Regions from separate parts of the Homo sapiens genome. Here region 1 is linked to region 2. A link is a contact called in ENCODE Hi-C or POLR2A ChIA-PET data. All regions are on one chromosome and are shown on one strand. The core of a region is the stretch at or near the end of the contact, and the rest is flanking DNA. Distances in the headings are between cores, read along the strand shown.

Region 1 (5,604 bases), core at 2,225-4,724, 62 kb after region 2:
ATGTATGCGTAAAATCATGCAGTATTTGTGTTTCTGTGTCTGGCTTATTTCACTTAACATTATGTCCTCCAGGTTTATCCGTTTTGTCCCAAATAACAAGATTTCATTCTTTTTTATGGCTGAATAGTATTCCTTTGTGTATATATACATTTTCTGTATCCATTCAATCATGTTGGACATTTGGGTTGATTCCATATCTTGGCTATTATAAATAGTGCTGCAGTAAACATAGGAGGTCAGATGTCTTCTTGACATACCAATGTCAGTTCTTTGGATATATACCTAGTAGTGGGATTGTTGGGTCATATGGTACTGTTTTTAATTTTCTCAGGAACCCTCCATACTGTTTTCCATAGTGGCTGTATGGCACATTTCTTTTTTATGACTACTTCATAATTCACGCGATGCCTAACCTCCTGGTGGACATTTGGGTGGTTTCCTATAGGCTGCTATTACTGACCAGGTGCAGTAAACATCCTCACACTAGAGAAAACATTGGGCATTTGCCTGAGTGGGTCTAGAACTAGGATTTGCTGGGTGGGCCCATGGGCCCACCCCACTGGACTATGAACTCCTAAAGTCAGGCCAGTGCTTAGACCACCCCTCCCACTTACTAATTCAGGTCTGCGAGGTAGCCAGAGTCCATGCAATGACTGCTATCTAATTGCCTTCAGAAAACCATAGGTGCTCAATGAGAGATACTAGTATCCCCTTCGCAAATTAACCTTTTGTTAATATAGTAGCAGTACTTCTTGTTGCCAAGAGTACATAAATGGACAATCTTGTGTGCTACTGGTGGGAATATAAATAAAAACAGCACTGACTTTATAAGTCTTTCTGCCAATTTTTTGTCATCATGAATACCACTGTGCTATTTGGGAAGGCAACTGGGAAATGTGTCAAAAATCTAAAAATTATTTCACCCTTCCCTTTAGCCCAGCAGTTCTACTTCTAGGGATATACTCTCAGGAAACAATTAGGGATGGGCACAGAGACTTTCATAAAGTCCCAGTGCTGTGTGTGGCGGTAGAAAACAGGGAAGTACCTCTGTGTTCATTTCTGGAGGCCTCATCCTAGAGTAAATCATGGCCCATCCAAGCATGCTGGCACAAAATTCATGTGGAGGGAGACTTAGTGACATGTTCTAAAGCGTCCCAAAGAGTAGGCTACAAAACACAACATAAGGTATGGTCCCAAATCATTTCTAAATGTATGTGGCTCTTCTTTATATATGTGGCACTCTTCTCTCCTTTCTCTAGACTGTGTTACCAAGCACCAGGGCTGTTAACTGCTGTCTCTGTAGTAAGAACTACTAATTTATTTTTTCTTTTTTTCGAGATGGAGTCTCGCTTTGTCGCCCAGGCTGGAGTGCAGTGGCACAATCTCGGCTCACTGCAAGTTCTGCCTCCCGGGTTCATGCCATTCTCCTGCCTCAGCCTCCTGAGTAGCTGGAACTACAGGCGCCCGCCACCACGCCCGGCTAATTTTTTTGTATTTTTAGTAGAGATGGGATTTCACTGTGTTAGCCAGGATGGTCTTGATCTAGAACTACTAATTTCATATCTTTCCTCCCCACTCCACCTCTCTTCTGAGCTCCAGCCTCCTAGTTCCATGTACCTAGCCTACCTCTCCCCTTGGAGGGCTCACAGGCATCTCAAAGTTACCGAATAGGCCAAACAGGACTTTATGCCCTCAAATATTCCTCCTTTGTTCTTCCATATGTCAGCAAACCACACTTCTGTCCACCTACTTATTCACACCAGAAACCTAAATTACCTGTCAATCCAACACTACTTCTTGTTGGTTCGATTTCCAAGTTATATCTAGAATCCTTCCCACTGCCCCCCTCCTCCACCCACCATCTTGGCACCTGAACTTCACAGGAGCCTCCTAACTTGCCCCTTCCCAGCACTGCTGTGCCCGGCCGCCACAGTCACCTTTGAAAATGCACGGCTGCTACTTCATGGCCTTGCCTAAAGCCCCTCAGGAACCAAGTTCCAGATGTGGTCTGGCTCCTGCCTACCTCAGCAGTGTCCTTGGTGTCATTGTCCCTCTTCTGCCATGCTCCCGCCTGCTGGCTCTTTCTGTCCTTCCAAGCCCTCATGCCTCCCTCCCTCAGAGCCTTCACACATGCTGTTCCCCTCTCTGTAGTGCTCTTCCCCTCACTCTTCATCTGCATGACGCCTCGTCCTCCTTGGTTCTCAGCTAAAATGTCACTTTGTGACCCCCAGCCTTGATCAGGTCCCAGTGATCACTCCAGCACCCTGCATTCTCCCTTGAAGCCTTGAGCACCAAGGCCATGACTTAGGTACGAGGTGACTTTATGCCACCTGTAGTAGATGGTAAGCTCTGTGAGGCCAGGGACCATGGCCAGTTTGTTCATGGTGGTATCTGTGCCAGTGCCTGGCGCATGGTATTAATAAATGTGTGTACATGTTTGTCAATAATTTTATTTAAAGAAAAGTCTGAGCCCATGTTCTTTAAAATGTTGATGGTGGTTGTCTGGGTGTGGAATTATGAGTGACTTGTTTTGTTCTTTGTACTTTTCTGTGCTTTTTGCTTTGTTTTCAATAAGAGGCAATAACTGTCATTTTGACAGAAGCCACTGTGCTGGGGAACTGGAGCTGTCCTCTCTGCAGAATGCATCTGGACTTACCTCTGCCCCCTTGCCTTCTGTCCCCACAGGCCTGAGGAGCGATGCGACAGGCATGATGGAGGTCGAGTCCTCCTACTCGGACTTCATCTCCTGTGACCGGACAGGCCGTCGGAATGCGGTCCCTGACATCCAGGGAGACTCAGAGGCTGTGAGCGTGAGGAAGCTGGCTGGAGACATGGGCGAGCTGGCACTCGAGGGGGCAGGTTAGAGCCAGCAGGTCCTTGGCACTACTGCATGCCAGAGGCCCTCTGCCGGGCCCCGGGCTAGCCTCCAAGTCCTAGACTGCCCATACTTTCTTAGAGAAGAAACCACATTTAAGTCAGGCCTGCCCCATGGTCAGTGGCAGAGTCCAGCAATCTCTAGGTTGGAAGATGTTTGAGTCTCAGGCCCCAAGGACTCCTCTGGACAGGCATCCGGGACTCTTCCTGTCCCCCTGCCCCCTAGCCCAGGTCCCTCCACTTCTCGCTATCCCCACAGCTATACCTGGCTCTGGCCACTCACAGCTCTCACCTGGCTGACTTTAGCGGCCGGCTTCCCTGGGCTCCCTACACCCATCTCCGCCCTTCCTGTTCAGCTCTATGCAGCAGCCAGCAGACCCCATTTAAACCATTCTGTCCATCATGCTTCTGCCAAAAAAAAAAAATCCCCCAGTGGCTTCACTGAGTGAAGCTAAGCTTGTCACATTGCCCTGGGGCAGTCCTGCTGTAGGCCGGGCCCTGCCCAAGTCTCACCCGGTGCCACTCCTCTCCCTGACACCCTCCAGCTACATCTACCTTTGGTCTGTTTCTCAGTCAAGCCTCTCCAAGGGGCCTTCTCTGAGTGCTAGATCAGCCTTCCCCAATCACATGACCCTCATCACTCTCTGACAAGGTCTCAGGGGTCTAAATGTGAGCGCCGGGAGGGCAGAGGCCTTGCATTCTGTTTGGCACACAGCAGGTGCTTGGTAACCACAGACCGAATGACAAAAGGAAACAGCATCCACCCACCCAAGTCCTGGCTGGAACACCCCCACCCCCTCCATTCCCCCAGAGAACCCCTTGGCTCAAGTCCACAGTCAGCCTGGGAATTTCCTTGGGAAGCTTCCCTGACCCCTGCACGGCTGAGGCCTTTCCCTCCTGCTCTCACAGCGCCACAGAGGCCGTGTGTGCTTCTCACAGCACAGCCATCAGGCTGCAACTGTCTCCCCGTGGGCTGTCCGGAGGGCCACAGCCCTGCCCCTCCCTGGGTAGCCCTAGTCTTCTTGCCCCTCACTGGCCAGAAGTGAATCAAAAGTACAGAACAGAGAAGACTTTGCCGGGGCTTGGACCCAGCCCTCTCATGTTACAGATGGACAAACTGAGGCCCAGAGAAGTTGGAGGACTTGCTCTGGGCCACCCAGGGAGTTAACATAGAATCTGGCCGGCTTGAGAGAGAGCCCCCAGCACCCTGTCGACGGAACCCCACCCCAAAAGCCTTCCCTGTCCCATAATCTATTCATTCTCCTCTGTCACGTGGCCCAGGCAGAACCTCCACAGGCTCACCCTGCTCGCCTCTCCAGCATCAACTCTCATCCTCTCGCCAGCCATAGTCAAGTACTTTGATCGCTCAGAAGCCCCTGTGGGCCTTCACACGCTGCACCTCTGTTTGCTTCTCCCCTCCCTCCCCTTGCCTGGCTGGGTTCTCTTCATTCTTAGAGACCCAGGCATCTGCTCAGCTGAGAAGCCTTCCCTGACCGCAGTACCCCTCCCAGACCGGGGAGGCACCTCTTCTCCCTGCTGCCTCCATGAGCCCACTGAGCATAATGGCCCTGCTCTAGACTGAGCTTCTCCAGCACAGGCTCTGTGTCTTGTGCCCTCGGTGCCTGGTGGTGTTTGGCACATGATGGAGGTACCGAGTCAATGGCTGTTCATTGACCGACTGAATGACCAGCATGTCCAGCTGCCACACTGGGCACGCTGCCCTGGGCTCTCTCTCAAGGCTTCTGTGTCCTCACCCTCAGCTCTGGTGAGCTCTGTTCTGTCTCTCTCTCCCTCAGCAGTTGTAGCTGCTGGCCCATGTGCCCAGGCTCTCCTAACACCTGTTTTCCCTGACTCAGATTCCCTAAAGTATGGGTCCTCTGGCTACATGACATTCACCTGCCAGGGTGACTGACATTTAAAAAGGGGGCCTGAGGAAAGAACAGTGCTCACTGAAGGAAAGGAAACACTCACGGTGGCGTCCAGGCAAGAGTGACTGGCCAAGGAGCCTTCCAGGAAGCCCGCAGGGAGCAGTTCCGTTTCACAGGCGGGGCTGCGGGCCACGCCCACTCCAGCGACTCCCCAAGGCAGGGGGAGTACAGAGTTCCAGGCGCCACCCCGCTGGGAATAAAAGCAGGCTTTCCAGGCAGCGGGCTCGGAATAGGGTCCCGAGCTACCACCCACTTCCTAGCTTGCCGCAGGGGCACAGTGAGGCAGTGCTGATGTCAGGCCTCTATAAACCTTCAGGAATGCTGCTTATTGGAGGAGGTTAAATTTGGTAGAAGGGGTACTAGCCTTGGTGGCAGGCAGGGCTCTCCACCCTTGATCCAGGCAAATCAGCTCACCTCGCTGGGCCTCGGTTTTCTCATGCATATCATGACCCTAGTTACACCTCCATGTTACTGTGTGCATTGCACGAGAAAGTGCCCATCCATCTGCAGACCCTGGAGCTTGCTATAGGGTGGTGATTCTCCTGGTTCTGTGAAGGGCTTAGCCTGAAGGATAAAAAGGTGTGGTCTGGTTGGGCTGGATTTGAACTCAGGCCCTCAGTGAGCTTGTAGGGCACCTAGTAACATTGCACAGTGTCACTGGGGTTTAAGAATGTACCACCTATTGAGCTCTGCCCACATGCCAGGCCCCACGTGGTGCACCTTATGAAAAGACACCTGTTTATCATGCAGCCTGAGGAGGAAAGCATGGAGACTGGGGCCTGGGTGTGAGTTTGGCACTCCC
Region 2 (5,411 bases), core at 1,071-3,570:
GCTGCATATAGTTTATCTGCATGTGTGTATTTCAATTTTTTGCTGAACTATTTGAAAATATATTATGGACATTATAATTCACTCCTTAAATACAAAACAAAGCAACATTTTCCTGTTTTTTTTTTGAGACGGAGTCTTGCTCTGTCGCCCAGGCTGGAGTGCAGTGATGCTCACTGCAAGCTTCGCCTCCCGGGTTCACACCACTCTCCTGCCTCAGCCTCCCCAGCAGCTGGGACTACAGGCACACGCCGCCACGCCTGGCTAATTTTTTTGTATTTTTAGTAGAGACGGGGTTTCACCGTGTTAGCCAGGATAGTCTTGATCTCCTGACCTTGTGATCTGCCCACCTCGGCCTCCCAAAGTGCTGGGATTACAGGCGTGAGCCACCGCGCCCGGCCCAACATTTTCCTTTTACTTGGTAAATGCATTCTTGGAAAATACATTGCCTCTAAAATCATGCAAAAGTACTTTGCTACAGACAAAAAGGAGTGGAGTTCTAGGTTCAGATAACTGTAAAGAGCTTTACATGAGTATCTTGATATTTAAAAATCAAGCAGAGTAAAGGGACAATTTTTGTTTCTATAAGACAGCCCCTCAATTTGCTGGATGTTTAACATCTTGGTCTCTACCTACTAAATGCCCATTTGAATGAGGAGACAATTGACTGTTGTGTCAACCAAAAAATGCCTCCCATCCCCTCCGTTTCCAGAAAGTCCTCTAGCCAGCTGTGCCTGTTGAGTGTCATTGACTTGACTGGTCTTCTGCTGAAGGAGCTATAGGTTAAATTAAAATAAAATGTGCTGTCACAGAATCCTTATCATCATGATTCAGAGTTGAGGTAATAAAGGTGGTAGAACTTATCTGTAATTCTCCTTTAGTTCTACAACCACATATGCTCTAGATTTGTAAACAAATATTCATTTATTCTGTTGTATTCTACCACCACCACTTTGTTCCACAAAAGGTTATACAGCAGATTTTTATTTATTTAACCATTAAGAGTGTCTCCCCGTGTATTGGAATCGGCTAGGAAATATTCGTAATTGCTACACTTTTCTATATAAAAAGGGACTTGAAGCAGACTCAGGGCCAACACAATGTAGAATCTGTTTCTTCTAGCTTTATTTCTCCCTGTGCTGCTAGAGGTACCAAAGGGTTTGTCTCAACTGTTACTACCCCTGACATATTCCATTGATCTCTTTACTTTTCTCTGTTGTCTGTCAGTCTGTTTGTCAGACTTATCTCAAATGCCACGTTGTTTGCGCGTATTTCTCAAAGCCATCCATCAGGATACAATCTAAATCATCACAGCACATTCTGTCTTGTGACACTAAGCACAGACTGCCTGTGTTACATTTGATTGTGTGTTTCCCTTTTCTTCCACATATGTTTCAGTAGTAATTTCCTGGGCAACTTATGTGTGGCGGGCCTTGTTTGGGATCTTGGAAATAGAGAGATGAAGCTCTCCTACATAGTCTCATTTACTTCCAATTTTGCTTTCTTGATAATTGGAGTAGCCTTTTCTAGCTTGTATCCCCTGCAGTACCTGATGCATTGCCTTGCTCAGGGTAATTCATATATATTTCTGAATTCAGTTTGGAATGAAAGGAGACAAGCAGGCACTTTTGAATCAAATCTGGTGCTGCCACTATGCAACTGTATATAAATCTAACCCAACCCCTGTGCGCCAGGTTCCTTATCTGTAAAACATGGATAATAACAACCATCTTACAGGATTGTTGTAAAGTTTAAAGATGAATTGTATGAAGCCTAGCAGAGTTATTGGCACGTAGTAGGTGCTCATGAAGTAGTTGTTATTGTAAGGGAGGTTCAGTCATTCCTTTAGGTCACTTGAGTGGGCAGTGGAAGCATTTAGGATCTTAATTGTCTTTAGGGAAATGCTTACTTAGTCTGGGGGCTTCTCCGAGAAGCAGGCTCTGGGGAAGGTCTGGCTCATTGCTGATTAACTGTTCCCTTTTTAGAGTCAATGATCTGAGTCTGTGTTTTGGAACCACTTATATAATGTATACCACCTGTTATTTGTGTATTTTTAGAAGTGGGAGTCGGGTAATCCTAGTCCTGTCAGTAAAAGAGCAAACTGTTTACCAGAAGCAGAGCTTTTTTCTTAACACTGACTCACACTGACTCATCTTTCTCATTTTTCTTCCCACCGCCTCATAACAACCTTGCAAGAGAGAGAATTTTTAGGGAATCAGTTGACTTACTTTTTTGTGATTTTCCAAAGTTGAAAGCTTGAAGGTATCAGGTCATTAATTCCATCCCAGGAAAGGCTAAAGTTTATGCTGCCTCGGAGTGCCAGTATGACCAACGCCATGTAGTGAATATCTCACATAAACCCTTGTCTAGACAAACCACTTCTGTTGGCTGAGAGGTTAGACAAGTGCCTGAAGTGTACATGTTAAGAGTAAACACATTTTGCTCTTTGAAAATGGTTGCCTTAAGTTGAACCTGGAAAGTTTGCTCTTCTGAGATAGGAAACCCAAGCAGTATTAGAGTCAGAGCTGTGGTAGCTTCACAGATGGATTTCAGATAACAGAGAGGCCAGACAGCACATTAGATCAGCAAAATGGTGAAGGAAGCTTTATAGATCAGAATGACTGATATCTTTGTGCCTTCATTTAACATTCATTAAATGAACATTTACTGATCATCTGTGATATACTTGGTGCTAGGGTTATGACAGTGACTAATAAAAACATAGTGCCTGCTGTCATGGACCTTATACTCTAATGCTCGTTTATAGTAAATGCTAAGGGAACAGAGAGATGCCTTGGCCTGCATATGTGAACATGTTCCTGTGCACACGGGTGAGGGGAGGAAGGAAGGCTCCTTGGAGGAAAAGGCACCCAAGCTGAGTCTGGTGGGGTGAGTAGGCATTAACTAGGAGAAAAGGGTTAGTTAGGGGAATGTGGGGTTGGCTGAAGAGTATTACATGCTGAAATGAGCTATGAGTCTTGGGGTCGAGAGAAGAGCTTGCCCTTGGAGAAGCTGAAAAAAGTGACCAAAGGACAGTGAGAGGGAAGTTTGGCACAAAATAAATTCAGAGAAGCTAACAGTGACAGCAGAGCATTGTAGACCAGTTTATTAATTTAAAAAAAAATTTTTTTTTTTTTGAGACAGAATCTTGCTCTGTCGCCCAGGCTGGAGTGCTGTGATATGATCTCAATCTCAGTTCACTGCAACCTCTGCCTCGCAGGCTCAAGCAATTCTCGTGCCTCAGCCTTCCCAGTACCTGGGATTACAGGCACACACCACCATGCCTGGCTAATTTTTTTTTTGTATTTTTAGTAGAGACAGGGTTTCACCATGTTGGTCAGGCTGGTCTCGAACTCCGGCCTCAAGTGATTCACCCACCTCAGCCTCCCAAAGTGCTAGGATTATAAGTGTGAGCCACTGTGCAAGGCCTAAAAAATTTTTTAATCCAGATAAATTTAACATATAGTGAAATGCTCATGACAAATGCATATACCTATGTAACCAACACCCCATTTTGAGTAGGAACTTTTAACTTGGTAGTCAGAGCAAGGGGAAGGATGGGTTTTTGAGCAGGGTCCAGACTTGATGCTAATTGCTAGCTAAGAACTGGGACAAGGGTGAGGGGGTGAGGGGGTGGCAAGTACCAGTGGGGACAGAGCTGGAATAGGCAGTAGTTTGCTGGTGGGCAGGAGCTTCCAGCTTGGGGGCAAAAAACAGATTCTTGGTTTTCCTAACTTGTTTTTAGCAGAGGACAAACCTCTAAGTGCTTTGTAAGATCCAAAGTGTCTATGCAGAAGACAACAGACTGTGTTTTTTCAAAGATTTTCTGGGAAGACTTCCAGGCTACCTGCAGTTTGAAGAAAGTCTTCTGAAAAGGGCAGGGGGCGTGGGGGCACCTACAGAGACAGGATTTCCCCCAACTCGATAAGATACAGGAAAATAATCATCTTATTGATTTACTTTTGTTCTATAGTAATGTGACATTTTTTCTTTTCTGAGAGTAGGGTATTAAAAATTGTTACGGTTTTGGGTTTTACAGATTTGTTGAAGCTTAATATCATTTAAGTGTCCTATTTTAATATCTGTTTTAATATCTGTATTTTTGACAGACTGCCAGAAATCATTTAACATGTTACTGTGCTATTTTTGTTGATGTTGTCATTATTATTTTTGTTGATGTTATTCTTAAAGAAAAAAGAAAAGATACTATCGATAGAATTATCGTCAGTATTAGAAATTAAGAAATGTTTTAATTTCAATTGAAAACAAACAAGTAAACAAACATGAAAATGTATTGAGAGATGTGTGTATTCTCTACCTTTGTTTTATTCCTTTTACAAAAACTATAAGGAATAGTGCTTAACAGTGTACTGTCAAAACACTGACATCTATTTACAGGAAGTTCATTTCTGACCAGAATTGTTTGTTTGTCTCTCCAAAGCTTGCCAAATTCTATAGGTTTTATGTAAGTTTATAAATATTCTTGTAAACATTGGCTTTAAACTAAATCCTTCTAAATATCCAAACTACCATGTATCTTTCTGTGTCTAAATTCAGAGATACCATCCTGTTGGCTTTAGATAAGTTACAGAGTAGTTTAGGCCCACATGATTTAAGCTCACCCACAGTTCTTTGTTGATACTTGAGGATTTCATCTGAAAAGCATCCTGTTCATACTCTGAAAATATTTCTTTCATCTTAGTACTCCCACTCATTTTGTGTGTGTATATGTGTATAGATTATTTTATTGTTCCACATATATGTATATTTATTTTTTGTCCACTTGCTAGGGAACCTCATTTTTTTTAACAAGAAAATACTTGTGTGATAAGGTCATAAAACCCAAGAGTTGGGAGGAATATTAGAGACCTACTTTATTTATTTTATTTTATTTTATTTTTTTGAGACGGAGTCTCGCTGTGTCACCCAGGCTGGAATAGTGCAATGGCGTGATCTCTGCTCACGGCAACTTCTGCCTCCCAGGTTCAGGCGATTCTCCTGCCTCAGCCTCCCAAGTAGCTGGGACTACAGGTGCGTGCCACCATGCCTGGCTAATTTTTGTATTTTTAGTAGAGGCAGGGTTTCACCCTGTTAGCCAGGATGGTCTCGATCTCCTGAACTCATGATTCACCCGCCTTGGCCTCCCAAAGTGCTGGGATTACAGGCATGAGCCACCACACCCAGCCTAGAGACCTAATTTAAAGTTTATTGCTGCTTTATTACTCTGAACAACTACATCATTTATTACCTAAAATAATCTTTTTATTTTCTGTTCTCATTTAGCTGAATCTCTGAGCTTAAAAAAAGTGTGTTTGGCTTATATATCACATTATCCCACATATGTTACAACCAAAACTTAATTATTAGCCATAATAGTGTCTTTTGGCTAATATTAGTAGTAAGATTTTTGTTTG

The links. Hi-C counts contacts between places; a loop is a spot of excess contacts on that map. ChIA-PET counts read pairs that join two places held with the same protein, here RNA polymerase II (POLR2A). Pooled maps may share reads with other maps.
Region 1: a loop to region 2 is called in a map of endothelial cell of hepatic sinusoid, with 5 times the contacts of the local background. The contact joins two enhancer-like sites. A Hi-C loop is called at or near these places in 6 of 168 maps with a recorded cell type or tissue (cardiac septum, colonic mucosa, endothelial cell of hepatic sinusoid and 3 more) and 1 of 50 pooled maps. POLR2A ChIA-PET finds 5 or more read pairs at or near these places in 8 of 52 experiments (B cell, MCF 10A, Panc1 and 4 more).

Annotation. Positions count from the first base shown.
Region 1 is chr20:44,611,849-44,617,452 of GRCh38, forward strand. It overlaps PKIG (cAMP-dependent protein kinase inhibitor gamma), which reads left to right. Exons shown (of 4, transcript NM_001281445.2): 3 at 2,686-2,859. The coding sequence starts at 2,709. Among named protein-coding and RNA genes, the nearest start is that of PKIG, 32 kb to the left of the region's middle. RefSeq lists an enhancer at 3,902-4,031. Within about 2 kb of position 3,475, at least 14 of the 41 ENCODE cell types and tissues checked have a DNase peak (open chromatin) inside an H3K27ac peak, as active enhancers do.
Region 2 is chr20:44,550,956-44,556,366 of GRCh38, forward strand. It overlaps a transcript of PKIG not described here. Among named protein-coding and RNA genes, the nearest start is that of PKIG, 29 kb to the right of the region's middle. Within about 2 kb of position 2,321, at least 5 of the 41 ENCODE cell types and tissues checked have a DNase peak (open chromatin) inside an H3K27ac peak, as active enhancers do.